6 separate regions of the Homo sapiens genome follow, and regions 1, 2, 3, 4 and 6 are each linked to region 5. Evidence: chromatin loops called from intact Hi-C (ENCODE). Cell type or tissue: chondrocyte. All regions are shown on one strand. Region 1 has its middle 110 kb from the start of MAP3K7. Region 2 overlaps BACH2 (BACH transcriptional regulator 2). Region 3 overlaps BACH2 (BACH transcriptional regulator 2). Region 4 has its middle 56 kb from the start of MIR4464. Region 5 overlaps BACH2 (BACH transcriptional regulator 2). Region 6 overlaps BACH2 (BACH transcriptional regulator 2).

Evidence for each region. Hi-C counts contacts between places; a loop is a spot of excess contacts. Peaks named below come from ENCODE experiments on the same cell type or tissue, not always from the same donor. Only the 100,000 strongest peaks of a DNase experiment are listed, where the experiment ranks them.
Region 1: it touches region 5 in a loop (6-fold over the local background); 21 of 110 quality-filtered maps call a loop at or near these places.
Region 2: a loop joins it to region 5, with 6 times the contacts of the local background. A loop is called at or near these places in 28 of 110 quality-filtered maps.
Region 3: a loop joins it to region 5, with 3.0 times the contacts of the local background. A loop is called at or near these places in 25 of 110 quality-filtered maps.
Region 4: a loop joins it to region 5, with 4 times the contacts of the local background. A loop is called at or near these places in 16 of 110 quality-filtered maps.
Region 6: a loop joins it to region 5, with 3 times the contacts of the local background. A loop is called at or near these places in 3 of 110 quality-filtered maps.

What each region holds. Positions count from the first base shown.
Region 1 is chr6:90,477,333-90,482,332 of GRCh38, forward strand. No RefSeq gene overlaps it. Among named protein-coding and RNA genes, the nearest start is that of MAP3K7, 110 kb to the right of the region's middle. RefSeq lists a silencer at 2,156-2,265. In chondrocyte, CTCF peaks have their summits at 2,183 (motif pointing left) and 2,384; a DNase peak (open chromatin) is centred at 2,109.
Region 2 is chr6:90,096,006-90,101,005 of GRCh38, forward strand. The region is part of intron 4 of BACH2 (BACH transcriptional regulator 2); the gene reads right to left. Among named protein-coding and RNA genes, the nearest start is that of BACH2, 200 kb to the right of the region's middle. In chondrocyte, a CTCF peak has its summit at 2,148; no DNase peak of the experiment used is centred here.
Region 3 is chr6:89,984,295-89,989,294 of GRCh38, forward strand. All of the region lies in intron 6 of BACH2 (BACH transcriptional regulator 2), which reads right to left. Among named protein-coding and RNA genes, the nearest start is that of GJA10, 92 kb to the left of the region's middle. In chondrocyte, a CTCF peak has its summit at 1,932; no DNase peak of the experiment used is centred here.
Region 4 is chr6:90,366,156-90,371,155 of GRCh38, forward strand. No RefSeq gene overlaps it. Among named protein-coding and RNA genes, the nearest start is that of MIR4464, 56 kb to the left of the region's middle. RefSeq lists an enhancer at 2,712-3,911. In chondrocyte, no CTCF peak of the experiment used is centred here; no DNase peak of the experiment used is centred here.
Region 5 is chr6:90,215,825-90,220,824 of GRCh38, forward strand. The region is part of intron 3 of BACH2 (BACH transcriptional regulator 2); the gene reads right to left. Among named protein-coding and RNA genes, the nearest start is that of BACH2, 79 kb to the right of the region's middle. RefSeq lists an enhancer at 1,885-2,543. In chondrocyte, no CTCF peak of the experiment used is centred here; DNase peaks (open chromatin) are centred at 2,687 and 2,807.
Region 6 is chr6:90,134,465-90,139,464 of GRCh38, forward strand. All of the region lies in intron 4 of BACH2 (BACH transcriptional regulator 2), which reads right to left. Among named protein-coding and RNA genes, the nearest start is that of BACH2, 160 kb to the right of the region's middle. In chondrocyte, no CTCF peak of the experiment used is centred here; no DNase peak of the experiment used is centred here.

The sequences.
Region 1 (5,000 bases), 260 kb after region 5:
TGGAATAATTGCTTGAGTACAATTCGAGACCAGTCATAGTGAGACCCCATCTCTACAAAAAAGAAAAAATTAGCCAGGTGTGGTGGCACACACCTGTAGGCCCAGCTTCTTGGGAGGCTGAGGTGGGAGGATTGATTGAGCCTGGAGGTTGTGGCTGCAGTGAGCCGTGATCACACTGCGTGGGCAACAAAACAAGACTCTGGGCATTCCAGCTTGGGCAACGAAATGACACCCTGCCTTAAAAAAAGAAAAAGAAAACGAAAACAGGAGAGAGCCATTGGCTTGCCAAGTTTTTATCTTGCCAGGGGACATCATTAGATATAAATCAACTTCCATTCCTCCCTAAGAGAAACATTTTAGTCATGAAGAAATAGGAAGGACAGAATCTCAAAACAAGAAATTATCTTGTAAATCTCAAAGTAGCTTTATGAAAAACTTACCACATTGTTCTTTTGTGCTCATTTTGATGCAGACCAGTGAAAGAATCATCATGAACAAGCATTTGGGAAATAAACCTAGAGGAAGATTTATAATTCCAGGTTGTGTTTCCATGAGTGGAATTAAGATAATCGATCTTGCACTATGTTATCTTCAAAATGAATCTAAGAGCTAAGTAAAGTTTCAATCCAGAGACACAAAGAAGAAACAGGGGTTGACATTTGATAAAACTCATGCTATAGTCTGAATGTCCCCCAAATTCATGTGTTGAAACTTAATCTGCACTGCATTGTCTTAAGAGGTGGGGCCTTTGGGAAGTGTTTAAGTAGTGAGGGCTCCACCCTCATGAAGGGTTTAGTGCCTTGTAAGAGGGTTGGAAGGAGCCAGCTTAGACTCCTCTGTTGCTCTTCCACCAGGTGACAACACCTAGATGGCCTCATCTATGAGGAAGGAATGAGCCTTCATCAGACACTGAACCTGCCAGCACCTTGATCTTGGACTTCCTAACCTCCAGAACTGGGAGAAATAAATTCCTTTTCTTTATAAATTACCCAGTCTCAGGTATTTTGTTATAGCAGCCGAAATGGACTAGGACACTCACTAAGATGAGGCAAGCACACAGGAATCGCTGCATATGTACTGGGTGTGTTGCTGAGCCACCCCTCCCCCCGCTTCATCTGGGCCATCTCAGCCTTCTGTTTGTCAGGAACAAAACTGATGATTGCTAAGCCTCCTTGGCCCTAGGGATGGGGCTGTTGAGCTGAACCTCCGCTGAACCAGGCCTGTAGGAACTGCATTCAGGTCCCAGGCTGGTAGGGAGGGTCAGCTCAGGCTCTCCCTCCTGCCATCTTGCTTGACCTCACCAAAGAATTCTGAACCAGAACATGGGTGTGCAACCTTCTGTGGCAGAGATGGGAGAAGTGAGATGCTATGCCCTGTTAAACAATGTGCTAAACACTAATATCACGAGTCAAATTCTAACTTTCAATTAGAGAGCCCTGATTTCAAATTCTGGGGCTTGGGCAAGTCACTTCACCTTTCTAATATTCAGCCTTCTTGTTTGAAAATAGGGCCATTCGTAACACCTACCTCTCATAGCCATTGTGAGATTAAATGAGGTAATCTACATAAAGTATATAATGTAGCACTTACTGTGTGTTCAATGTGCATTAACTAATATTAATAACATTGGTGCAGGGTGCTCCTTTCTAGAGGCAAGCAGGCTGGATGATCCTAAAAGATGCTTTGAGATGCGTGCTAAACATCATGTTTTGGAAGAAATTTGCTGCCAGTAAATCCCTACCTCTGAGTCTCTGGTTTCGTTTTAACAGCTCGTACTCTACAGGTGGTCACAACGCGGAAGGGATTGGAGTGTTTGCAGCCTGGGGAGTTGCTTCTGTAGTTGAGGAGATCTGGAGTGTCGCCTTCTGGATCCGAGTGGCCCTGCTTATTCATAAGGATGGAAATGACTTGGTATTTAAACAGTGGGGAGTCCAGTTAAGCTCTTCTCTCATTGACTATATTCAAGATCCCATAGTAGGTATCTCCCCAGCAAAACTACACAGCCTCTGGTGAGGCTGGAGAGCACAGAGAAAACTCCAGATTACCAAACACACTGACAGTGACACCACACCCTGGAGCTGTGCGGTGACTCACCCTGCCTGGGTAGGAAAACTCTCCCGTCACTGCTGTGAGCAGGCAACGTTAAGGGGTCCTTGGAAGGCTGTGCTTGTACTGCCATCTAGTGGTTTAAAAAAGTACGGCTCGCTTTGGGAAGGGTCCTGGATCCCGTAGTCCGAGCTGTGCAGTCAATCACTAAGCACTAGCATCTTCCTCATGAAAATTTAGTAAGATGAATATTTTATTGAAAACTTGGCATGCTAATTTCCTAATTTAATTTCATCATTCCCCCCACAAAGCACTGAAAAGTTTGTGAGAGTCAAAATAGAGTGAAGAGCACCAGCCTAGGAGTTCGAAGGCTCCTTTGAGTGACAACTCCCAATATAACTTGGAGGAAGTGGCTTAAACCTTCTGTTTTCTCTAGGAAAAAAAATGGAAGTTAATTCCCCAAGTGTACCTCTCAGTAAATGGCTGGGAGGTTGAAATGTGGAGCCACTTGTTCTCCTCTTTCTAACATGCTGCTTCCCTGGCCCCATGTTCTCTGGCTTCTAAGCACACGTTCTTTGCATTTCTTTTTAATTTCTGAATTTCAGGGAAGTAGTCTTTATCTATGGAGACCCTTTGGTTTCGGAATGTGGGTTTTTCCCTTGAATCAACTGCCCCAAGAATATCAAACAACGCTTACATGGGCCTGTTCTCTGTGGGTGCTTTTCTCCTTGACATAGCAACAGTTACACCAGCTCTACCCCAAAATGTGCCAAGGTCTTGATACACAAAATTTGGGTGTTGTGTTGAAGTGATAGGTTCAAGATCCTAAGGGTCAATAGTCTGTAAACCTACTGTTAGGGAATTTTAAACTTCTCCAGTGTGGTGTGTGAGCGCAAAGGAGCATAGGACAGGAACTCCAAAGACCTTGGTCTACTCTCCAGTGCCCTTTGATTCTGGGCTCCTCACTTAACATCAGCACCTTCATCTGTAAAATGGGACTATATAATAAGAACTTGTCAGGATTGCTAAGGCGATCCAGTGAGGTAATGTTTGAGACAGTTATGTGTAAAGCAGAGAGGCCTGTACTGGTGTTAGTTACTGTCTTTATGATTGTTCCCTCATTTGGCACCTCTTCTATAGCAATTATGGTACTGGATTTGGGGTAACCACCACTACCTCAGGTTTACTAGGTGTATGTGTTTTTCCCTCCAAGATTTACTGTATTTAAACAATTGATGGATCCACCTACTGTCCTTATTTGAAGATGATGTAGTCACAGCCTATGTGGTTTTGTGAGCCAGCAAAGAATAGTTTAATGGTTCAATTAGCTCCTTGAGGAGATACATGGTGGTTGAGATATGCCAAATAAGCAGCATGCAACCTCTGTGGGGAGAAAAGAAGTCAGCCGACTTCTTGTGAAGACACAGCTTCCTGCAGAGCCAGATGTAGCTCGCGTTTTCCTCTTGCTTGTTCCCAATAGCAGTGCTCAGGGGGGATAAACTTTACTTAACCTAATTAATTTTAATCACAGCTTTCAAATCTCATACTGTGAAAAGAATTACAAATTGGAATACATTAATAGAAGCCATAGTTTATGCTGCAAGCTAATCATGAAATGTGCATTTACATTTTCTGCATGAGTTTGCAATTACCATTGAAATAAAATGCCGTTATGTCCTTTTAAATTACCAAAATGTGAAGAGCAGATTGAGCCAGGCCCATTTTTGTGCTACGTTACTACAGGAGTGTCTAAATTCCCAAGAATTAGATGGCTTCCTCCATCTGAGTTGCAGTGAGGAATGATTTCCTGTTGTCTGCTTTGGGCAATTTCCGTTTTTAAATAAAAATCTTTTAAACTGATTGTACAAATGTCTCACCCGCTTTAACGAGTAGTCCTTTAAATTTAGTACAGAGAAGAAATTTTATGTGTATGTAAAAATTATGTGTGTGTATACATACGTATATCTACATATGAATGATATATGCATGTAATTTTTCATTTAAGTTCCATGTAAGCTTTCATGGAGGTACACATGGAAGTAAATGCCAGCTGGTTCCTCAGAGGATCTGAGGCATTTAGAGGAAACACGGAGGGTATAAAAATAAAATTTTAATAAAGAATTAGCTCCCAAATTAGAATAGAATGGCGAGACGTCTGCAGAGTCCGCATGACTTCTATGTGTGGAGGACTTGGCAGTTTTGCCCCTCTTTCACACGCGTCATCTTGCTCGGTCCTCGCAGCAATGATCCTGAGGTGGGCAGCACAGGTGTGATTTGATTGTCTCCATTTTACAGATGAGGAGACTGAGAGCACATCAGTGAGGAGCAGAGTGGGTCTTTCAATTCCAGGCGGAGACTCTTTCGGCAGGGAGGCTCCCTCCATCTAGAAACACAATTTTTAAACTATCAGAACTCAGTAAGGAGGGACAAGTAGGGATAAGCAGTGACTGACCACCTGTTAACATCATCCTGATACCTAAATAAAAGTGATGTAAAACACCATGGGGTGAATGTGCCTTCATAATAAGTTATGCGGCTTTGGCTGGTTTGTTTGGCCACCTCGCTGGACTTACTCAGACTTTGGATTTTCAGAAATATTTTATATACAATTATGCCTGAGAATGTTCCTAGCATACTGCTGACTGGTTGTTAAGCATGTGCAGAAATAGCATCCCACAACAACAATGTGAGGAAGGGAAGGTAATATCTTTTCCTCACTCATGGAATGAGGGCCTTCGGACCTACTTCAGAGGAAGGTCAGAGAATTCTTTCATGGCCTGCTTCAGGGGAGAATGGCAGGAAAAGGTCAAAGAGACCTTCCTGCTTCTGTTTTCTTAAATGCTGAGGTGCTATGTATTGCGGTAGCATGTCTTGAGCCTCATCATCATCAACAACAACCACCACAACAACAATAATAGTAAATAGCAGCTACCAAGTGTTGATTGCTTACTATG
Region 2 (5,000 bases), 120 kb before region 5:
CACTGCCTTCCTCTACAATGTGGGGAGACTACATCCTTCTTCTGCGAAGGAAACATGACCACTTTCCCATGTGCCACCAGTAAAACATGAAAGTAAACTGACAAGGCTGCAGGTCCCACAGCAATTTAACTATTTGTATGAAGAGTTTTAGTGCTAAAATGGTTATAGTTCATGAAGCATAATTTCTTACTTGTTATATATTTCAGTGTCGTTTCTGTCCCTTGACTATGCAAAGCCCTTGCCTGGCCTTGCCACCTGCTTCTCTCTCTGCCTAGAATTCCCTCCCACAACCCTTAGCCATGCTGGTTACTTCTCCTTCACTAGGTCTAGTTCAAATATGTCACTTGCAGAGACACTGTCCTTAATGTGCTCTGTCCTCTCCCAAACAGCTAGGCATTGCCCTGCTTGTTTCCATCAAGGGATAACCAAAATCCACATGTTTATTTACTGTATAATTACCTATCTTCTCTCTTGGTCCATGTAAGACCCACAGCAGCAGGGACCTAGCTTCTCTTGCTAACCATTGATACCTGACACTTGGAATAGTGCCTGGCACAAACTTGAATGAATGGCTACACCAATACATGAATGAAGATCAGTGTTTGCAGAGTACAGTGACAGGTACACATAGAGGAACCAGAGGAGAGACATTGCCCTGGGGATCTGCCTTTGCCAGCCCTCGAGTCCTAGGCCAGAGTTCATCTGCTCTCAGCTTGAACCCTGCCTGGAGACTGAGCATACACCTGCACTTGGCCCTTGGCCCTCTTCTCCTGCTGCACCTCCTGACATAGCCTCTTCTTCCCCAACAGAGGCTCTTCCTCACACGATGAGCTCAGCTTCTCTCCCTGGATCTAATCTCTACATTCCCACCACCATCCACCTCGTATAAAAATCAATCGTGCTTACTTCTCCTGTGGTCACATACCCTTCAGATAATCTGGGGCCACGGCCTTGGGTTCCATCACACCCATAACCATGTGGCACTGTCAGGGCTGACTCCTGGCTTGTTGCATGCATCCCTAGTCCAGCCTGACATCCAGCACCAGGCTCTTTCCCAGCCTTCTGTCCTGAGCCACCTCACTTCTTTCTCCTGTCTGCCCTCTCTTCCCAGGTCCAAGCTCATGGATGACTCTTGGCAGGCTGGGGAAGAGAAAGAATGTGGAACAGAGGAGAGAGAAAGTCAGAAGCAGCAAAAGCTGCTGTGTGTCCACATGGGAAGCCCGTGGACTACATCTGTCCACGAGAATTTTCATAGTGTTCTATAGATTTTTTTTAAAAATAGTGAGTTTAAACTATGGATCAGCAGAGCTGAAAGGGACCTTGGAGATCACTGAGTCCCACTGTCTCACTGTACTGTTGAAAAACCAACATGTGAGTAATGGACCGAGGAGGAAGAAGGCAGCATTTGTGGAGGGCTTAACATCTGCTTTGGGATATAGGGTCCCAGGTCCCATAGCCAGTGAGTGGCAGAGTGGGGACCATGCAATGCTTAAATGAGCACTTCTACCCCATACACACTTTGCCCTACGACTTACATATTCATACCACGTGTGGGAAAGGGTGTGGCATTTACCACATAAAGATACTTGGAATTCTTGCCTCAAAGGGTAAGTGGGTTTTCCTTCTGTATTAGCCGATATACTTTTTAAAAATTATGGTAAAATATCCAAAACGTACAATTTACCACTTTAATCATTTTTAAGTATACGGTTCAGTGGCACCAAGTACATTTGTTTCGTTGTACAGCCTTCACCACTATCCATCCAATACATTTTTAAAGTGAGTATTTTCTAAAACTATACATCCAAAACAAGAGTGAAGGAAACAAAAAAGAAGTAGAAAGAAAAGACAGGTAGAAAATAAACTTTTGGGCATGCATTTCAGCTGACAAAAACCTTTCATACGAATTAGCTTCTCTGTGACATATTCATTATTTTCCTAGTAATGAAACGGGAACTGTGAGACACCATGTGAAAAGGCGGCTTTTATTGTTTCTCTAGGTTCTATACTAGCTGTATCCGCTTACAAAAATGTTATACAACCCAGTACATCACAGCCTTCCACGCCTCCTCCATAAAAGGACAAGTAAAATAGTATTTCTTGGAAAGACAGGCATTTACCAATGCACTGCATCTAGATGGAGCTGTCTCCATCATTCTAGTCTGTTTCTAAACAGGGTTTTAAAGTCTTGGCACAGAACACAAAGAATGTCCCTTAGCTATTCAGCATTTAGTTCAGCTCCACAATATATTTAGCAAGATTTCTTTGCCCCCCCCGCAACCCCCACCCTTCCCTTCTTGGTTTAATGACCTCAAATGTACCAACATCCTGTCTTACCTAATCCCCTAACAAGTTCTATCAAATGCCAGGACAGAATCAGACAGCACTGCAGGCTGTGAGATCATTCACTAAGAATTCATTTTTATTCCAAAAATTAGGAGTGCCAGACCATTTAACACAATCTATCACACAGCCAGAAAATTAGCCTAGCGCTTTAAGAGAAACATTTAAATAACTTTTAAATATCTTCTTCCTGACATAGATTCTTTAAAAACCTGAAGACTCTCTCCCCAGAACCAGACGCATAGACACAAAACATTTCCACATGATAGCAAGAGCTCAAGGACCCTTTGAAGACGATGTAGGCCCCCTAAGAATCCATAAACCTCAGGTTAAAATCTCTTGTAAAAGAACTCCAGTACTTCTCTTTGTCTACAAGCCCCTGTACTGGATCCTGATCCATGGAGCATCCAGGGTAACTTCTTCTGGGGCCACTTTTGTCTCTGGATGAGAAACGACTTGTTTCAGCTTCCGGAACACCCCTACGTGGCTTCTGGTCCAACTGACTGTCAACACGGCTAGGCCTCTCCCCAATTCAGCTGGCTACTCTGGGAACGTTCATTTCTCTTACTGGTCCATGACATGCTGGCTCTACCCCAGTGTTAGGTTTTGCTTTTCAATTGGCAATCTTGGATCCTGTGGTCCCTTCTGTCTTCCTGTCACTTTCCTTGTGGTCCTTGTGGAACTTTTGTTTTAAAAATTAAACCTGTTTTTTTTTTCTTTATCATAAAAGCAACGGCCTCCCGTTTGCACTTAATTCCTTTGTTTTTTCTCCAAAAGCATACTTCAGCCTTCATACCTTTGTTCTTGGGAAGACTTTGCCCACCTCTCTAAGTGGCAGGTCGTGCCACTCTCTGTTCAGTTCGGGACAGGGTTTCTCCTCCAGGAGAAGTGTGGGGCAGTGAATTAGGAATAAGCCTAAAGTCAGAGAGACCCAGGTCTAGTCCCAACATAGCTGACTTTGGCCAAGCAATTTGAACAAAGGCTCAGTTTCCTGATGTGAACAAACAAGGAAGATTAAAGCCAACATATGCTTTTGTTTTATTTTTTTTAGACAGGGTCTTGCTCTGTCACCCAGGCTGGAGTACAGTGGCGTGATCATAGCTCACTGCATCCTCGAACTCTTGGGCTCAAGCGATCCTCCGGCCTCAGCCTCCTGAGTAGCTGGGACTACAGGTGTGTGCCCTTAAAACTGGCTATGTTTTTTGTTTTTGTTTTTTAAGGAAGACTAAGAGAGCTGATATGTTCACAGCTTCTGAAACACAGAAGGTATCTAGTAAATGGTGATGATCATTTCATTCCCTTCTAACTCTTCACATATGGGATTCAGCATACATTCTATATTTTAGAAGCAACTCCTGCTGCTTTCTATTAGGTGGCCAGGACCACTTACGTTTGGAGGCTTAGGCATTTTTTAACAGGTTTATTGAGATATAATCAGCATATCATACAATTCACACCTTTAAAATATACAATTCAATGTTTTTTAGTATATTCACAGAGTTGTGCGACCATCACCACTATCTAATATCAGAACATTTCCATCATCCAAAAAAGAAAACCTACACCCATAGTAGTTACTCTTCATTTCCTTTCCCCTTCAACCCTTGGCAACCACCAATCTACTTTCTGTCTCTGTGGATTTTCCTATTCTACACATTTTGTATAAATGGAATCATCTATTATGAGGCCTTTTGTGTCTAGCTTCTTTCACTTTACCATATTTTCAGGGTTCACACTTGATGTAGCAAATGTCAATATTTCATCCCTTTTTATGGCTGCATAATAATCAATTATATTCATCTACCACATCCTGTTTATCCATTTATATCAGTTGATGGATATTTGGATTGTTTCCACATTTTAGCTATTATGAATAATGCTGCCAAGAACATTTTTGTATGGTTAGACATATTTGGACATGTTTTCAATTTACTTGGATATATACCTGGAAGTGAAATCGCTAGGTAGGATGGTTAATTTTATGTGTTAATTTGGCTAAGTCACCATACCAAGACTTGTGGTCAAACATGTTTGGGTGTCGTTACAAAGGTGTTTTTTAGATGAGATTAACATTTACATCAGTAGTCTTTGAATAAAGCAGATTACTCTTCATGAGGTGGGCCTCATCCAATCAGTTGAAGGCCTTAAGAAAAAAGGCTGACCTCTCCCAGGAAGAAGGAATACTGACAGCAGACTCCCTTTGGACTCTAACTGCAACATCGATGCTTCTCTGGGTCTACAGCCTGCTGGCCTACCCTGCAAATTTTGAACTTGCTAGTCTCCTCAATCATGTAAGCCAATTCTTTAAAATAAATCTGTCCCTTTCCTCTCTCTCTCTACACACACACACACAGACACACACACACACACACACACACAGACACACACACACACACACACACCCTCTATTGGTTCTATTCTCTGCAGAACCCTAACTAATATACTGGGACAAATGGTAACTCTGTATTTAACATTTTGAGGAACTGTTTTCCAAAATGGCTGTAGCAGGACAATCCCACCAGCAATGTATAAGGGTTCCAATTTCTCCACATCCTCACCAACACTTATTACTGTCTTTTAGACTTTAACCATCCTAGTGGGGGTAAAGTGGTAACTCACTATAATTTTGATTTGCATTTCCCTAATGACCAATGATG
Region 3 (5,000 bases), 230 kb before region 5:
GAGAAAAGGAGGGAAGATATGGTCACAGAGAAACGAGAGGATTATTGTAAATTATCTAAATTAGTCCTAAACAAGTAATGCCACACAAAGCACTAGTAAGCTAGAATGTCATTCTCTACCCTCACCATAAAGAGGGCTACAGAAATAGGTGAGGAGGCTGGACAGATGCTTAGGGAATCCAAGCAGAAGAGCTAGGATATTTTGGAAAAAATATATCAGATAACCAAGAATAGGTGAGTGAAAGAAGCAGACACAAGTGTGTTCATCTACAGGTACTGAACCCTAAAAGCCTATTCCTATATTCTATACACAATTTAGGATAATAGGTGCTCCTGACAAGATGCCACTGTGGTTTTCTTTGAGTAGAGATTATACAAAACAGACAGGGCTGGTGGACTGAAAAAGTACTGAATTATGGTTTGTTTCCCAAACTACAGGTACTTAGGACCCACTGTTAGAATTGTAATATTTTCTCTAATTGCAACTCATTTTCTTCTTTAAATATAGTTTAAAAAGAAACTTGTCCTAAGCAATATCTGCAAAATCTCAAGTTTAACACACGAATCATACTTTCTGCAATACATATTAAGATAAACACAATTATTTTGAAAAAAATTCTCCATATACCACCTGAAGTCATTTCACTTTTAGGTTATGCTGTACATATTCCTATTCTGGGAAACACTGGGAACCCAAACAATTATCCTGGCTGAGTCCTCGGGCAGGAGACATTTGGCCGTGCCTTTCCTATTTTCCAGGGATAGGACTGTGAGTTACTTCCGTGTGGTGGGCGGTGGGTGCTTGCAGGGGTGAAGTACTAACAGGTAGCAAAGTGTTGGAGACACGAAGCATTAATCATCAGTCAACAACAGCAGTGGCAGCACTGCTATCTTTCCTGGGGCTAGTGAGAATTAACGGATTAATGTTTAGGAGAGCACAGAAGTTTCCAAGCATCTACTGTGGTTCTCAATCCTTTGCAGGGAAGTAAACAACTGAGGTGGCCACCTGGGATTCTCATCTGCTGGCGGGGCTGGTGGGAGTCTGGGTTTTGTGGGTGGCCTCAGGGGGCCCTGGCGGCAGCTTCCAGCCTCTGTGGTGACAGGCCATCTCCTCTCTGTCTAGTTCACAACTCCAGATGCTGTGGGGAGGTGGCAGCAGTCCAGTGGGGGCGGGACACTAAGATTCTCACATTAACAATGCACAGACATCCGTCCATCCGGCACTCCTGGGTCATGTCCCTGAGAGTGACACAGGGCTGCCCCTGGGGCAGACACATGAGATCATCTGAACTGGTTAGCTCCAGAGGGCCTCAGCTGGGCAGGGGCTCTGCAGCTTTTGTCAGAGGCTGTTTCCCTGCAAAATGGGGGGAAAATCGGAATACTCAAACAAAGGGGATTTCTGTAACTCTTCTGCCATTTTTCTCTCACCTTTTCTGTGTAGCTGAGCTCTTAGGAAACTGGTGTTAAAGCAGTTCAGTGAGAAGCAAGGCAACTGAAAGCCCCTTCCAACAGCTGCCAATGGTTGTGGACGAGCAGGCAGACACCAGGGCTAGGAGGAAGGGAGCCAACAATCACTCCACAGTGGCATTTTTCAGGACTCAGTCATTTCTGATGCTGGAAAGAAGCTTGAGAAACCAAAGTACAGCTGTGGGAAGACAGTGTGGGGCTGGAGGGATGCGGGTGTGGGCTGCTGCCCACGTGCTCCCTGGCCCTGTTATAGCCGGACTTGTAAGGCTTTCTTAAGCCTTGCATCTGAGAAAGGCAGAGACCAGAGAATGGAAAGACAAAGCTGGGGAGACTGATAGTGGCGGCGGCGAACTGAACTCAGCCCCCTGCCTGTGGAGGGGATGGGCTGTTAGTGCCTGGGCCATGGATGGGGGAGCTCTGTAAGGATGGCTTTTTTCGGTATGTGTGTTAAAGTCTGAGTTTTTTTTTTTTTTTTCCTGTGGGGTTTACAAGCTCATTCCATTGTCCAGAATCCTTGTGGGCATATTTCTCCTAGGGACGCTGGCCCTGGATCGCTGGCCTTGCCTGAAAGAGGCTGCCTCCTACTGCGTTTTTGTTCAACTTGCTTTCTCTGTAATAGAGATTTGCAGCACTGTGGGCTTCAGGGATTCAAAGTTTTTGTTTTTTCCCTAATATCCAGCTTCCATTTCTGGTTTTTAATAATATCCCAATCTTTTCAGCCATTCTCCCAAGAATTGTAGTGAATGATTTTTTTAAAGTTTTCTTTTAATTTTTATAATGAATACACATAATGGAGCATTCTTTTCTCTGACATTTTCCCTGTCACTAAATTTGAATGTTTAGGTGGCACTTAAAAAACCTTTCCACCCGCTCTCTGAATGTTCTGATGCTCTTGGTGAGTAAAACAAAGTCTTTCAACACCACCTCCATCTGAATTGTATACTTGATCTTTCTGAGCTTGGCAAACAAACCATCACCCACTCAGAACCTAGACAGGAAAGTGGCAGATGATTCAAGCTTCATTAGGAACAAGTCATGCCAAAATAACTTCATTTCTGGTTTTGATGGGATTACAGCTCAGAGAATGCAGCAGAAATAGCATCCCAGGATTTCAGTATGTCAGCTGACATCTTTAGGTCACTCTTTGAATGATACGAAAAAATGAGGTCTGGAGACAGTAAAATTGAGCAATGAGTAGCTGCTTGATGGATCAATGTTAACTGCAGCTCAAAGAGAAGTGTCTGGTGATGTGACCCAGCCTTCCGTCGCCTACTCTGTCACACTTAACTTGTCTCTCTGTCTTAGAAAAGATGTGAGTGGCAACTGGTGAGCTACTCCAGGAGATAGAATCAGGATCCCAAATGATGACCCAGGCTGATATTATGTGTTAAATGCAGAAAGATTTAACAAAAATAGATGTCAAATCCTGTATCAGGATTAAAAAAATCAACTTTGTAAGAAGAGGATGGGAGAGTCCTGGCTTAAGGAGTTGGGTCAGTATGGTGACACAGGTGACAGGAAACTTACCCTGATGATCCTGAACTACACTGAAAGATGTGTGATGCAGAAAGCGAGTCACGCCTCTGCTCTGCTCTTTACCACTCAAATCAGATGGAGGCTGTCGAACTTAGTCCTGGCTGTGTGTGAGGGATCACACTGATCACTGAGTCCATGCCCCAGGTGGCATGTGGAATGGCAGAAGTACATTAAACACTGAGAAAGGCAGACTCATGGGCACCCTATAAGAGTTGCCTTCAGAGAGCTAACAGGCTACCATGTAAAGATGAGATTAGATTTGTTCTCTTTCATGCCAGAGGGTGTAAACGGGATCATGAGTGAAATTTTAAGGAAGATAGATTTCTGCCACAAATAAGGAAGAACTTGCTAGTAGTCACGGTTGTATAAAATGGAGGAAGGAGCTCTCTTCAGTGGTGGTGAGCTCCCCATTGTTGCATGTGTTCAAGCAGAGGCTGAAGAGGTACCTATGCCATTATTATAAAAAAAAAATTCCAAATTGGATGGGGCCTGGACTCTAACATGCCTTATTTTTTAACCTCCAATCCTTGATGCTTCTCCCCTTATAGCACAACAGCCCAACACGTGTTATGGTTCTTAGTATTCCCTCAGCATAAAGTTGACCAGGAAGAAAGACAAGGTTGATAGTATTTTCATTTACTCTGGATACCACTAGCAAAACAAAGAGAGCTCTCTTGAACTTCTCCAAGTCTCCTATAAGTCTATGAATGACACCTACTTCGATCTACTTCAGTTTGGAATGCTGGCCTAGTCCAACCAGTTTGCTGAGATCATGAACAATTTGCAGGAAACACAGGGAGCATTGATAGGATGAAATAGAAGGCAGTATTTTAAAAAAATCAAGTCAATAATTTCTTATGTAAGTTTTCAAAGACCATCATTCCTATTCAACACAAATCCATCTGTACTGTTGCAGAAGCTTGAAATTAAATAAATGTTGACCACAGCAGTCTGAATTTCATCACATTTATACAGCATTTTTCCAGGCATGAGTTTCCCTCACTGAAAAATAAGCTTTTTCTACTTAGGCCTATCAGGTGAGCAAGGGTAGTCAGTCACACAGACCCACAGTTTTGTTTGAATGGACAGCAGCCTGCCCCATCTTGTATTTTCTTGGGCTTGACATAATAACTGAGCCATCAAAAAAGTTATAAATATTGTACACACCCTGCCATTCTATACACCCTAAAATGGCAGGAGAAAATAGCTCAAAGCCTTTCCTCCTTAATAGCTCCTTAGACAGGTTTTAGGACAGAACCGGGTAATCTCAGAATCTTTGCTAACAAATGGAAAAGAAAGCAGAAGATCTGACTACAAGTAGAAGAGTTGGAGGACGCAAGACAATGAAATAAGGAGAGGAGGGTGAAGAACATACTCTAAAAGATGGCTGCAAGTACTGGCATTTACTCATGGTCGATATCCAATACATATCTATTATTTATCAAGACTGGGCAAAAATTAGGAAAGAAAATCGTTTCTTATGAGCAACTGGAGGCAAAGGCAAAAAAGAAGTTCATGCAATGATGGGACTGCCTAACTCCTGGAGGTCCCCTGTCTAGAGCTCCTGTTTAGCCATCTGTTTTCTGTGACAATGGTTAGCACCTGACTCTGGGTTAAAATTTTTTGGGTAGTTCCCTCAGGTCTGCAACCTTGATTTAATTACCAAATCTAGGTCGAACTCTAGACACAAATTTGAGGTGAACAATCGAACCAAGGTGTCATGCTGTGCATTGAGCAGTGGAAGGACCTTCTCTTGACCTCTCATGGCCCCTGATCACAGATGGCTGTGCTGGCACAGAGCATGTCCCTCCAGTTCTCCAAGATGGAGCAAGAAAGAAGGCCCTGTATGCTAAGACAATCATACTCTTTTCACAAATATTTCATGTGACCTAGAAATGTACACAGTTTGGTAGTGTTAAATATATTCACACTATTGTAAAACAAATCTCCAGAACCTTTTCATCTTGGAAATCTGAAAATCTATACCCATTAAACAAC
Region 4 (5,000 bases), 150 kb after region 5:
GCCTAAGGTCAAACACCAAATGAGTGCCGTTCTTCATTCTGTAATAGAGCTTCTTTTACATTGTATACATTTAAGGAATATAACATGATATTTTGAAATACATATACATAGTAAAATCATATCTACAGTCAAGCTAATTTACATATCTTTCACCTGACATTGTTACCTTTTTAATGGTAAGAGCATCTAAAATCTAAACTTTTAGCACATTTTTCATATTCAATGCAATATTACTAATTATAGTTCTCATGCCGCATATTAGATCTCTAGACTTATTCATCCTATGTAACAACAACTTTGCACCCTTTGGCCTACATTTTGGTCCACATTTCCCCAATTCCTCCTTCGCCCCTCTATGCACCCAGTGACCCCTATTCACTCTGTTTATACGTATTTCACTTTTTTTTAGATTCCACATGTAAGTGAGATCATGTAGTATTTTTCTCTTTGTGTTTGGCTTACTTCACTTAGCATAATGTCCTCCAGGTTCATCCATGTTGTCACAAATGGTAGAATATCCTACATTTCAGGGCTGAATAATATTCCATTCTCTCTCCCTCTCTCTCTCTCTCTCTCTCTCTCTCTCTATATATATATATATATATATATAGATATAGATATATACACACACACACTATATATATACACACACATATATATACACATATATATATACAACATATATATATATACACACACACAACCAGCCGATATAAGAACTCATTCCTTCAATAGGCACTCTCTCTCTCTCCCTCTCTCATATATATATATGAATGGATAAAGAAGAAATTGTGTTTTTATATATGTATAAGTTCCACTTATACCTATACATACCTCTCTCTATATATACACCTCTCTCTATATATATGTGTATCTATACCTCTCTCTCTATATATATTCATATATGTTCTCTATATGTACATATATATAGAGAGAGGTGTATATATATATACCTTCTTCTTAAAGAAGAAATTGTGAGAGAGATATATAATATATATATCGTATATGTATAAAGTATATATATATATATACACCTCTATATATATATCTATACCTCTCTATATATACATATATGTATGCATACATATATACGTATATATTCATATATACGTATATATGTATGCATACATATATGCATATATATTCATATATATTCAGCTCCTTTGCCCATTTTTAAATTTGGTTTTTTTTTTTTTTTTGCTATTGAGTCATGTGAGTTCCCTCTATATTTTAATTATCAATGCCTTATCAGATGTATGGTTGGCAAATATTTTCTCCTAAATCTGTAGGCTGTCTTTTCATTTTGCCAATTGTTCACTGTGCAGAAGCTTTTTAGTCTGATGTAGTCTCAGTTGTTCATTGTTGCTTTTGTTGCCTGAGCTTTTGTTATGATATCCAAAACTCATTGCCAAGGCCAATCTCAAGGAGCTTTCCTCCTACACTTTCTTCTAGGAGTTTTATGGTATCAGGGCTTATGTTTAGGTCTTTAATTTTGAATTGATTTTTTTGCATATGGTGTAAGATAAGGATCCAGTTGCATTCTTTGGCATGTGAAGATCCAGTTTTCCCAGCACCATTTATGGAAAAGACCAACATTTCCCCATTGCAACCTTTTGGTGGCCTTGTTGAAAATTGTTCTCACTATATATGGTTAGGCTTCCGTTCCATTGGTTTATGTGTCCACATGTTTTGATTACTATAGCTTTTTAACATAATTTGAAATCAGGAAGTGTGATGCCTCTCACTTTTTTTTTTTTCTTCAGATTGCTTTGGCTATTTGTGTTCTGTTGTGACATAACTTCTAAGAAGGGATTTGTATAAAATGTGTACAACACGTTATGGTTTATTAACTTTCTTTCACTGGCCTTGTTTAATTTTACTCTCACCTTATCTTTTTAGGGTTGGTGACATTATTCTGATTTTGCAGATGAGGAAACAGAAGCACAGAGACGTTTTGTGGCTTGCTTTGCTGTCCTTAGGCAGAGAGGAGTCTGATGGAGAGTTAACTATAGTATTCTCCGTGGCAGATGGCTGTGCCTCCTGTCCAGGGCAATTTGCCTTAGCAGGCTGGAGAACAAAGAGCACTGAGCCAAGAGTCCTTGGCCCCACCACCTTCCATATAACCTGAGGACTTCTGTTTCCTCAATATGGTTCTTGGGGTCGTTTTTAGGATGAATTGGGTTTTGTGAGAATTGTGTATTGCCATGCAAATATATGTTATGAATAATACCTTTGAACAGTCATTCTTCAGCTTATGGAAGCCTATCCATTTAAGGTAGAAACTTAAGATGTATCTTTCTCCTCCCTGTATTTGGTAAAGTTAGGAGCTAGGGCAGCATAGTTGAAATGAATTAAAAGAACTTTTTTTTCCATTTTTCTAATTTCTATTTCCATAATATAAGTACCCATTCATGGAAAAATAAAAATTAGGTAAGTGATAGAAATTACAAAGAAAGTTACAAATATTCAAAATGCTTCAGTCTACCAACCTTGAAGAATAAAATATTTTCCTATTCAAGAACAAAGAATCTTGTGGTTATGTTGATAGAGAAAATATCTTTAAGCCACACTTTTTAAAAGTCATGCAAAAATAAGCTCTGAGGTTTATTTGTTTTAGTGGGCTGTGCTCCACTGGCATCCTTCCTGGGAACATCATTCTTCTTTCCTTTTGTTTTCCCCTGAATTTTTGAGCATAGGTTTACAGTTTGAAGGGGGAAAAATATTTTCAGCTTACATTTACTGTTTTTTTTTTTTCAGTAATAAGACCACATAAGGTTGAGATCCAGGTATGAGAAAGCTTAATAAAACTTAATGTCTTGGTTCTTGATGACCAGCCAGTGCACATGCCACTAAGTAAGTGAGATTCATCCTCTAAGGATTCACAGTGAATCTTTAACCCTGCCCTTGAGAAAGTATTAAAGAAGATCCAGAGACGGGAGCAAAACAAAATACACAACCAGAGACACTGTGTGCTGTCAGCAGCAGGCATGTACTGGTCAAGGAATTAGATGACTCAAGGTGGTGACTCATTCAGCAACTATGTAGTGTTTGCGGTTGAAGAGAAACCTTGGCCAGAGAATGACTAAAATCTATTGGCAGCGTCTTTAAAAGAATCATGACTGGGCCTACACCAGCGAATACGCAAGTGTGCTTTTTTTCTTCGTCTTTTACTAATTCAAGACTGAGAGTAAGAAAACACCATCCTTGTTGACGCCCACTATTACAGCATGCTCTCCAGGGCATTCCCAGCAACTACGCTCAGTGAGACTGAGTCCAGATACTTATCTCTGTGTTTGGACGTGGTCATATGTGTGCATGTTTGTAGTTAGTAGGATGAACAAGTCAGACTTATACAAATTGTTAGAGGCACTTGTTCTTGATAATTAAAAAAAAAAAGCCAAGAGAAAGTTTCCAAATTTAGTTATTGTATTAGTTTCCTGGGGGCTGCCATAACAAAATACTACAAACTGAATGGCTTAAACAACAGAAATGTATTCCCTGGCAGTTCTGGAGGCTGGAAGTCTGAGATCCAGGCGTCAGCAGCGTTGGTTCCTTCTGAGGTCTGTGAGAAAGAATTCGTTCTGTGCCTCCCCCTGAGCTTCTTGGTGGTTTGCTGGAGGTCCTTGGCATTCCTTGGCTTGTAGAAGCACCGTTGTGTTCTTTATCTTCACCTCCACATGGCGTTCTCCCTGTGTGTCTCTGTCTCCAAATTTCCTCCTTTTAGAAGAAACCAGTCACATTGGATGAGGGGCCCACTCTGCTCCAGTATGGCCTCATGTTAACTAATTGTACCTGCAATGCTCCTATTTCCAAATAAGGTCACATTTCTGAGGTCCTGGCAGTTAGGACTCCAACATAAGAATGGACAGGAGGGGGACAGAATTCAACCCATCGCCTTCTCCATATCAGCCAGAGCTAATTTATTACAAAACTAGTGGATCCATTTGAAATTTTGTGCTAATCAATGTTAGTCTCTTTTTTAAGTCCAGAAGAAAATTTCAGTTTTAAAAAAGTTTGAATATATTTCATATTAGAAGGAGTAACTATTTAAAAATAATAGAGACTCACTAGCCTAAAACAAAGTAGTTAACCAAACAATTTATTAATCATCTGGGTATAATGCCATGTAAATACATTTGCATTTATGAATGCAAATGCCACACAAGCATGCCATCATTAACAGTGCAAAACATGAAATTTTAACAAAATTGTTGGACTAGAAGGTAAATTTGGTATCTAAAATTTTAAGACTCAGTTTAGCTTTTGAGGTTGCTCAAAGAGCTTGTTTTTCTTTTTGACATCAATCCTTGTAAAGGGAGCATGCACGTGGTTGAGCACAGCTATGTATACCCACACCCCTGTGAGTGCAGTGTACATATCTCTATCTGTGCTGTTTACAACATTTAAAAGTTCCTCGTGTGAATCAGAATGAACCTAGGCAATAAAGGTTCACTTGAGTCACTGAAGTCAAAGAATAAGATGAGCAGAAAGGATGGCTCCACAGGAAATGGAGTTCTGGGTTAGTTCTGGGTACTAGGGAGGTGTCAGCCTTGTGGACTGAAGCTCTTTATCTCTGACTCCAGCTACAAAAGAAGAGCATATTGGCCTTGAAGGTATAATTGATCAGCTGATGTAAGAACTCATTCCTTTAATAGGGACTCATTTCTATCCATCCATGAGCTTTGCACATCCATGTATGAAGTTATTGCCTTTCTCCTGGTTGGATTAGAGGCTTAGTAAGGGAGAGTCAGCATTCTTGGGACATTCACTGTGTGAGATCACTGGAGCAAGTGAGTTTAAGCACTAAAGGTAAGATTCTGATCTCTCTTTTTGGGGACTTCTTTTGCTAGGGCCTGGGTTCTAAAGTTTACTATAGCTATAAACCAATATTGTGCTAATGTTTCTTACAAGAAGATGAATTTTGAGCAAACTCATTCATTAACATCATGTTTATCCTTTTATTGTTAGTTATAATCATTTGTCACTTTAAGGTCTTTTTA
Region 5 (5,000 bases):
CCAGGCCTTGAGAAACCTACCCTTAGCCAGAAGCAGCAGGTCCAGGCAGTTACCCCAAGGAAACAGGTCACCTTCCTTCCCAAGGCTGCATTTTCCACACCCAAGTCTGCCCTCAGTTCTGTGGAAAGGAATCTGCCTTCCATTAACTTTTCCATAATTTAGAACTGGATGACTGCACACTGATGTTTTAGTAGAATGAGAGAAGCAAAGACAGCAAGAAATGCAACAAGGGCACAACCACCTTAACACATCAGGGAGGTCTGCAGGGAGTCACTGCGTTCTCCGACAGCAAGCAGCCAAGAGAACAGCCACAGAAAGCAGTTCCAGCAGCTGACCCTGGGGTCCTCTCTGATCTCATTACAGCAGTTGACACTAGTCCTCACAAAACAAACAGAGGAAATTTATGCTTGCCTTAGCTGTGGAAAGCTCCACATTCCTTATTAACGAGAGTTTCAGCTTCTGAGACCACAGCCGCTGGAATGGGGAGGAGGTCAGCTGTGCTCCCAAGAAAGAACTGTGGCTGCTGCCTTGCCCTCTTTCTGGGGCTGGATATACAGGCAGCGAGCCTGGGGCCTAGGCTGTCTGCTCAGGTGACTGAGGGGAAGTTCCCTTTCTGCTAATGTCGACTTCCCTCGGCTCAGACGGTGGGGTCATTTCCTCTTAAACAGCACTGGGAAACTCACTGTAAGGGAGTCCTGAGGGGATCCACCTGCTAAGGTCGCAATTCCAAGAGAGAGGTTGTTCTGCATAACCATACTCAAAAGTACTCTTGCCTGCACCTTCAAAAACTTTACTTAACTTGGAATTCCAACTTAAAACATTATTTCATATCCTTTAATTCAATCTTAGAAGTAACTGAGCAGCCAGCTCATGACGTAAAGCGTGAGCTTCTAAACCAGAGTAAGAAATGTGGAGCAGAAGTTCTGAACCAGAGTGGTTTTGTCTCCCAGGGGACATCTGGCAATGCTGTAGACATTTTTGGTTGTCATGACCCGGGGGAGGGTGCTACTGGCATCTAGTGGGTGAGACCAATGATGCTACTGAAGATCCTACCACGTACAGGACACACCCCATAATAAAGTATTACTGGTCCAAAATGTCAATAGTGCTGAGATTGGGAAATCCTGACGGGGAGGGAACATTCAAGGATATGGGTAGACTTAAAATCATGCCAACTCATAATCACATTATAATAATGTGGCACCATGCAACTTGGGGTCCCCAAAATGTAAACAATTAACAACCATAAAAATTTACCAGTTCTCTCCTTGAGCGAAGTAAAAGCTGTAACTTACACAGAGTAAGACCATCAGAGTTGCCTGGAAGAAGTGGAACAGCTTCAGTGTTGGACTATGTTATCATCAATATCATCAGTGCCTTGTTTACTCCAGGTCAAGGTGTGATCTGAGTGTCTACTATCAAAATTCAGTGGTAGCTATTAACAGAAGGAGTTTATACGTGAAGTTCTATGGTCACTAAAACCGTCTAAATAACCTAAGAATATCTAGCTCTGGAAAAAACTGCAAAATGTTTCAACTTTTAAAATACCAACAAAATATGAGGAACAATGTTGATGTTGACCTACATTCTATCTAGGGTGGCTAAAAGAAATAGCTGCACAATAGGGTTCTAAATAAATGCAGAATTGAAGAAATGCATCATAACAAAGATAATCAGGGTGACTATTTTGAAATGCTCCCCATTTCTGTTTTTCTTTCTGTTTTCAAATATTCCCTCTCATCCACGCGGCATATTTTCATTACATTTGTTGTAAGAATGTACATTTAGATAATCTACTCACTATTCTTTTATGCATTCTTTTACTCCAGCCAAAAAGGGAAAAAGTCCCTATCCAAACAAAGCTAATGCATGTAAGCAAATTTGAAGGAAAAAAAGAATTTCATGAATGAGCGGGAGACAATTTTTTAATGGAATGTTTTAAAGGCTTGTGGTATAAACAGTAAACAAAATTGATTCACTAACATTAATACTGTTTGCCATGATGTGAGAGTTGGTCTTTTTTTTTAATGCCCCAGAAGCTAAAGGAAAATAAATACTGTGGTAGGGAAAAATAATACCTTACTTGGCATTTTGAAGTCATTGCTCAATCCTTCTTGAGCAAGAAAACCATAGTAATGACTTTGTTTTACCTACCGCAATTATGGTACACCTCGCAGCAATCCTTCACAATATTTTCCTCCCTCTGTTCAAGTCCTGCTAAATAATCTCTGGAAACCATTAACTAAGAGTACGGTTCCAATTTTCCTGTTCTCCCTCCTCTGCTGCCTCAGTGTCATGTTGGCGTCAGGACAAAGCAAACTTGTATGACATCACAGAGCAAACTCATTTTCTGTAAACCAGCCCCTTGGTAGTTTACCGCTACTGGAACCCAACGCTGTCAACAGTGTGGTCTTTGTTTGGTGGGTGTTGCTCTAAAAATTTTTTTAAAGTTTCCCAACACCTTCTTCTTTTAAACAGAGGCAAGCTGCTGGAGGCGCCGTCCTCGCCTGGCCCGCCCCACTCTGTAAACTAGACATTACCTTATACACAAATGACTCTAGGCATTCCTCAGTCTAGCTGCCTCACTGCAAAATTCCTATGCTCCTCAGCAGCAGGGCAGCGCACATTCCCCTGGCTTCCCCTCTTTCCTCTTCCCCCACCCTCCTCTTTTTCTTTTCTTTCTTTTTTTTTTTTTTAATTTCCACTGCCTCACTGTGTTTTTGTGTAAATGATCTCACATGACTCAACAAATCCATCTGCCTGAAGCAGGCCAAGTCTGGAGCCCTCCCAGGAGGGAGGAGAAGAATTGCTTTGTGGAAAGGACCTGGAGCTCTGCCCTTTCTCTGGCTCGAATTACCCGCCTGTCAGGCCTGACGGATTTGGCTAAAAATAAAAGGAAACGGGCCGTGAAAAGCAGATGAATGGGCTCAGCAGTTCCTTAGATAACACAGGCCTGCTGTTGCCCAAAGCTCCCCAAACAGAAACTTCAAATGCAGGGCCTCTGAGTCAGTGATGTGGCTTCCAGGTGAACGAGGCCTGTCAAATCCACTGGAGTTGGGGGACATGGCCTGGGCTGTGAATTTCGGTTTCCTTTCCGTGTGTGTGTGTGTGTGTGTGTGTGTGTGTGTGTGTGACACAGAGAGTGAGAGTGCACGCAAGAGAGATTGAGAGAGTGAGAGAACCAGTCTAGTATTAAAAGGTTCTCAGAAAACAGTAGACTTCAGTGGAGTGAAGGCTTGTAAAAAAAAGAAAAAAAATTGTTGTTTCCACTACAAAATTATCCTTCTCCCCACCTCCAACACCAGACATTTTCAGCCTCCCTATGATGTCACTTCTCTGTTTAGAGCCAGCAAAGAGCTAAAAGTCTTTCTTGTAAGTGTATGCCCAGCGCCTGCAGTGGGTATTAAGCACTTAGGTTGGCAATGTAATGACACACTGTAACAATCTGTAATATGAGGCAGTCAGCAAAGCCCTGGCTCTGAAAGCTATTTCTCCCGACCATTAACCATATGTTTGGCTCCTCAGATAGCCAAGCGGGTGTTCCAGCTTACCATCTGGTTTCTATCCACACAAGCAACTGCAAAGCACAGGCTATGTCCCTCTGGAGCTGTGTGTTTCTTTTTCTCTCTCTTTTCCGCTCTTCTCTTCCCCTTTCCTCCTCCCAGCTCCTTTGGTTCCTTCTGCTAAAGAATTCTCTGCCATTCATCACGTACAAAGAAAACTTTACCTGACATGGCAGCGGCAGAGCCATTAAGAATGCACAGCTGTATTGTAAACACGCCAGAGGGCCATTTACCATCCGCGGAATCTGTACAAGTCGGGCTCTACCCCTTCCTCATCTACTGAGTGCTGACACTTGATCCAGCATGTTAAAAACAGGTACATTCTTGAGAGATCCAGGGGTTGCTGTGGTGCCCTTCATACTCACTTCATATTCTGGGAGTGGGGCTTTAAAACACATACACACACACACACACACACACACACACACGCTCCCGAAGTTTGCCTCTGCATTCAATCTGCCTGACGTCAGTCTCACACAGGATGACATACCACCACTGCAAATAACCAACTTAACTACAGGTTTTGATTCTTTTTTCTGCACTAAGGGTTTGATCCCAAGTGTGTATTTTTCTGAGTTTTTTTTTTTCCGCCTAAACAGCCCACATTGAAAGAGATGACACTTCAGAAGAATAAGAACATGCAGCCGCTTGTAACAAATTGACAACCTGCAAAACTTATGCTTATTTACATCTGCACTTTTTAATAGTACACAGCAATGAAATGGAACCTACTATCAGAATTTATAGAATTTTTTCACAATGTTTCCAAAGTATTTACCCCAGAGTTTCTCCGCTACAGGATTTAAGGTCCTTTATAACTCTATACATTTTTAAATGTATGAAGGAAGATGTATTTGATATATAGAAATTAGGTCACTTTTCTTCCTGTCCCCCTAAGAATAAGGTCTGCATTAGCAGCCCATTTTACCGAATTAGGAAATTAAAGTTAATTCTTTCCCACACACTGAAAAAAATAAGGGCTGGTTTCTAACATATCAAGAACAAAAGAAAGAATATCATTAAAAAGTGACTAACCAGAATGTCAGATTTTATCAATGTGGCAGAGCTACAGAGGATTTGTCAGGGGAGGACTGTTTATTCAGGCTAACAAGGGTGCCAGGAAGGCCACTACCTATGTAAACTTCTTAAACCCACAGCCCTTGTCAGTCCTCATTTCCATGATCTGAAATAGGTGTTGTGTTAGCTATTTCTATCAATAAGGGACATTAAAATTCTGCTGCATGTAGGTTTTTAGAGAGTGACAGAAAAGGAAATTTTTAATTTCAGAAGCCTTAGGAAAATTGTCCACAGATGATGGCGTCTATTAAATGCTGTTTGAGGTCTCAAAACCATAATACAAACTTTAAATTGCATTAGCTTGACTGCCAAGAAAAACAATAACAGCATAGTTAATAAAAAGAAAGAAAAATTAGCAAT
Region 6 (5,000 bases), 81 kb before region 5:
TCCTTCCTGGTCGGATGGGGTTAGTGAGGCAGGAGTAGCCTGGAGCACCTGGTAGAGCTGGAATCATGGGATGTATAGTTCAGGTGGTCAGGGGCCTATGGGCAAGTTTCACTGGGATGGTAATAATTATGCAGCAGAAACAGGCAGTGCATAGAATAATCTGAATGGTGACCATCTCCAGAATGGCAGCCTCCAGAGTGAGGCTTTTCACAGTGCCCAGTCTTCTTGACCAAAAGTCAGGGTATTTGCTAGAGGAGCTGGTATTTATGTCTAAATGGAGAGCTGTATGGTCTGGTTGAATTGAAGCCTTGTGCAAATAACTGGCATGTGCTTTGGTCAGGGCAGGTAGCCTCTGTGGGAGAGGGTCTGACAGGGCTGGGGCAATTCCTTCCCATCAACTTAGGAGGGTCATGCCTCCCTGTCTCTGGGGCCTTGAGTCTTTAACAGTTATTGAGATCTACATGGCAGATACAGGCAGAGCAGATGGCAGGAAACATGGGATGAACAGATCCAGCCTTAGCAGTGGCCCTGAGATTTATACTCCTGGAATAATTTTCAGTTGCCTCCTTGAGTAATTTTTCTCCTGCCCCAATGGAGTGATGACCGTGCAACAGTATCACCTCCCTGGCAGCATGCTAAAGCCATTTTCTTCCGAATGGAGAATGAAACTGAGGCAGCCTTGTCCTCCTTCTTCAAAGTAGTTTTCACATCCTACAAACATTTTCTGTACTTGTTGCTACCATTGTCCTCCCTCCTGACACAGCCAACTAAAACCTTATCTCTAGCTTCATCATAACATGTTCCCTCCTTGTTACCTACACCTTGCCATCTATCGCTCACATTTTGAGAATCTGCACCAAGACTTTAGATTATGATGCTTCTGCACCAGTAACCCTCGGCTACACTTCTCGCCTAAGTTTTACTGAATGCTTGACATTGATCAGAATTCTGTTCACAAACAACCTTTAAAGTAAAGCATTAGGCTGGGCACAGTAGCTCGCACCTGTAATCCCGGCACTTTGGGAAGCTGAGGTGGATGGATCGCTTGAGACCAGCCTAGGCAACAGGGCAAAACCCTGTCTCTACCCCAAAACACAAAAAATTAGCCAGGCATGGTGGTACACGCCTGTGGTCTCAGATACTCGAGAGCTGAGTAGGAGGACTGCTGGAGCCCAGGAGGTTGAGGCTACAGTGAGCTGTGATCATGCCACTGCACTCCAGCCTGGGCAACAGAGCAAGACTCCGTCTAATAAGAGCAGACCCTACTATGATCAAGATTACTAGGAGCCTTGTATTCTCTTTGCATTAGCCCTCCTCCCACTTATTTCCTCACTCACCAGACATTCACTGGGCACACATCATATGCTGACTCAGGTCTCATGGCTGGCGGAATGTGGATGATACACTGAGCCTCTATCATCGTCTCTGACCCTTTCCACTGCCGCCAGGTCTGTGGCCACCTCCACTGCTGTTTCTCAACTCTGCCACGGCCAGCTCATCATCCCTACTTCTTATCTTGGCTGCTTCTTGTTTTCTACTGCTCTGCCTCTTTCCTTCTTTCTCTTTTGTCACTTCACCCAAGCTTCCTGAATTTCTCCAAGGCCAGTTACCCTTCCTCAGACATCACCTAGCCACCAGGGTTCTCCTTCCTGTGATCAGTCAGTCCCACGAGCACAATCCTGTGCTGTGACTCTGCGCTGTTTTGTTGTTGCTCACTGCTACGGCTGAGTTTCTTTATCTCCAGAGATACCTACATAATTGACTTTCTTCTTCTTTTTATAAACTTCAGGGTCAGTTCTATTATGGATAAATAGGACTATTAACACTGGTGGCTGCTTTGTGAATGTAACATTATGGAAAGAGCCTGGTTTTGGAGTCAGAGAGATCTGATTTCAAATCCTTGCCAACTGCAGCAGTAGCTGCGGAATCTCTGACAAATCATTTAAGTTCTTCTCAGCCTCAGCTGCCACACTGGCAAAATGGGACTGATAATTATTACCTCATATGTTTATTTTGATAAGGATTCAATATATAAAATGCCTTACACATAGAAGGCACCCTAGAAACACCCCTCCCCTGGCCCACTATTTACCTTCTCCTTATAAATGTGATGCAGAAAATGGCTATAGTGAACTGTTAGGAAGGAGAGGGGATATCACCGGCAAAATTAAGCAAAGCTAATAATAATGAACAGATTAACTACAAATGCTACTTAATATTACCAGGGCTGGTGTATCATAAAATTGCACAGATTAAGATGAAAAAAAGGCAAAAATTAATTCCACAGGAGCAGCAAAAAGCAGTGGTCACCAAATGTGAACATAACAGCCAGGCCCTACAATAATGAGCACTAAACCATGCTATTTTTCTTTTCTTTCTTTTTTTTTTTTTAAATCCTACAAAGAAATAGGATACAAGGAAATTAGCATGTGAGAAAGACTTGGACTTATGTGAAGAAGCTAACAGATGTGCAAAAATCTAGACCAGATTCCCATTTCAAAAAGGAACTTGTAGAGTCACTGGACCCATCCTGACAGTGAGGCAGTCCTGGTAGCATGTCATGTCATCCTGTGACACTAGCACTGTGCACATACATAAAAAAAAATGTCTGTTCCAGTGAAGCCAGGAAGAGAACAGACGGCAAAGCCTGACACAGACAGAAAGAGGGACAGGCTTGTCTTGACTCCATCTGCCATTTTTAAACCCAAGACACAATAACACCTAAGGAATACTCACACTAACATTTCATTCAACAATCCCTCCACTGCATGTCACATGAAATAAGTTAGACAAGAGCAGTTCTGCCTAAAGTATATGCTATCTGAGAGGCATACTAGTTCTTTGCAAATACCTAAACAGAACTTTCAGATGTTTCTGCTGGAGTGAGAAAAAACATGTGCATTTGAGTGTAATGTGATGGTTTTCAACTGCTTAAAGAGGCCATAAATCTATTAGCTTGAACTTCAAAGAAACAAATTCTGAGAACATCAAAAATTAGGGTGGGGCAAGGAGAATTGGATCTAACTAGTTTCTCCGTTCTTTCCCAGAAAAACAATGAGAACCAAACCAGGCTCCAGTCTCTTTCTTCTCCCAATTTTTACTACTTGCCACACTTTTGAAAACATCTTCTACATACTTCTAGCTCTGGACAAACACATTCTTATTCAAGTTTGTGGTTAACTCCATGAGCTCATTTTTCTATGATTTGTTGGACATTTTTATGTGGCTTTTACGGAGAACAGTTTAAAGTGAATTATCTTTGAGAAGCCTGTGGGATTCTATAATTCTCTGGTGCTCTCCCCAACCAGGATGATTTATTCCAAGACAATTCTAAACCAAGAAGGAGGACTCGATGCCCAGACTTCTAATAAGATTCGGCTGCTGTCTTGCAAAGCCAGGCAGTGTGGGACAGCTGGATGAAGTGAGTGGGACTAGGCTTAGATTGACTCTGTGTGATCAGAGCAAGTGATTTCACCTCTTTGGGACTCTGGGTTTGCAACAATAAAACATAAGAAGTGGTGACAGCGATGACTTCGCAGATTCTCCCAGCCCTAATACTCTATGAGATCATGACTATTCTAATCATAAAACACACACACACACACACACACACACACACACACACAGTCTCTCTCTCTCTCCCTCTCTGATATGTTTTCTCATAACCAAAGGCTCATTCTAGATTTAATCAAAGATACAAATGGGAGAAACATGGACACGAACTGGACAGTGAGAGTCCATTTAAACCAGCAGGGAGGCTGGGCACGGTGGCTCACGCCTGTAATCCCAGCACTTTGGGAGGTCGAGGCGGGTGGATCACCCAAGGTCAGGAGTTCGAGACCAGTCTGGCCAACATGGTGAAGCCCCGTCTCTACTAAAAATACAAAAATTAGCCATGCGTGGTGGCGTGTGCCTGTAGTCTCACCTACTTGGTAGGCTGAGGCAGAAGAATCGCCTGTGGGAGGCAGAGGCTGTAGTCAGCTGAGATGGTGCCATTGCACTCCAGCCTGGGTGACAGAGTGAGATCCATCTCAAAAAAATAAATAAAAAATAAAATAAACCAGCAGGGGGATACAGACAAATCTAATAGTGGGTAGAAAAAGGATCCATGTAAGTCTTCTCCTTAAAAAAAAAATCATTGAAAAAAATCACTATAATAGCTTGGAGATGACAAGCCAATATGAATTACTGAGGCGAATTCATTAAATCCACCGAAGGACACATCCTAGGAGATAGAACATATTAAACTGAGAAGACATCTTCCAGGCCCACCTCTCCAGCTCTACCGATTTCTTGCCACTAAATAATAACTCCCAACAGCTCTATCAGGAATGGAAACAAACACAATGAGCTGGGGCATAGTAAACTCAATACCAAGACCCCACTTTAATGTCTGTATGTATGTATTAATTCACGTACCACATGGTTTTGTAACAAGAAAGCGGAATGGGAAGGAGACTGGGGTGAAGTTAAACCTGCGGGCCTCAAGTAGGACACATCAGAATGGGAGCCAGGTTCATCTTTTTGAAGGATTGTCCTTTCCGCCTCATCATCTTCCCGTACACATGCACTTTAGCAAGAAGAATAAACAGGATATGCCTACTTGACTTCCTTGTTTGCTCTCAGGGTGACTTCACTAAAAAAAAAGGCATCAAAGGCCTTTATGAATCCATCACCAGATTTTTAAAAAGTCTGTTTACAGTGATTCTATATGCCCATGGCTAAAATCTGGAATTTTTCTCTTTTTATCCTTTCTCCACCCTTTTCTTCTTTCTCTACGTCTTCTAGTCATCCTCTGCCATGTTCCTCATGATTATGTTTTATAATATTTAATGTTCCATGTAAAAAGTGGTGTGCCTTGAGCTGTTTGCTGGAAGAGCCAGACAGACCTAACACGTGATCATAATTTAGTAAGAAAAGTGAGGGAGAAGGTGGGGAAAGGTCCCCTGCAGGCTGTGTGCATGCACAGTGACTGGCTCCCTGAAGACACTCAAGCTGAC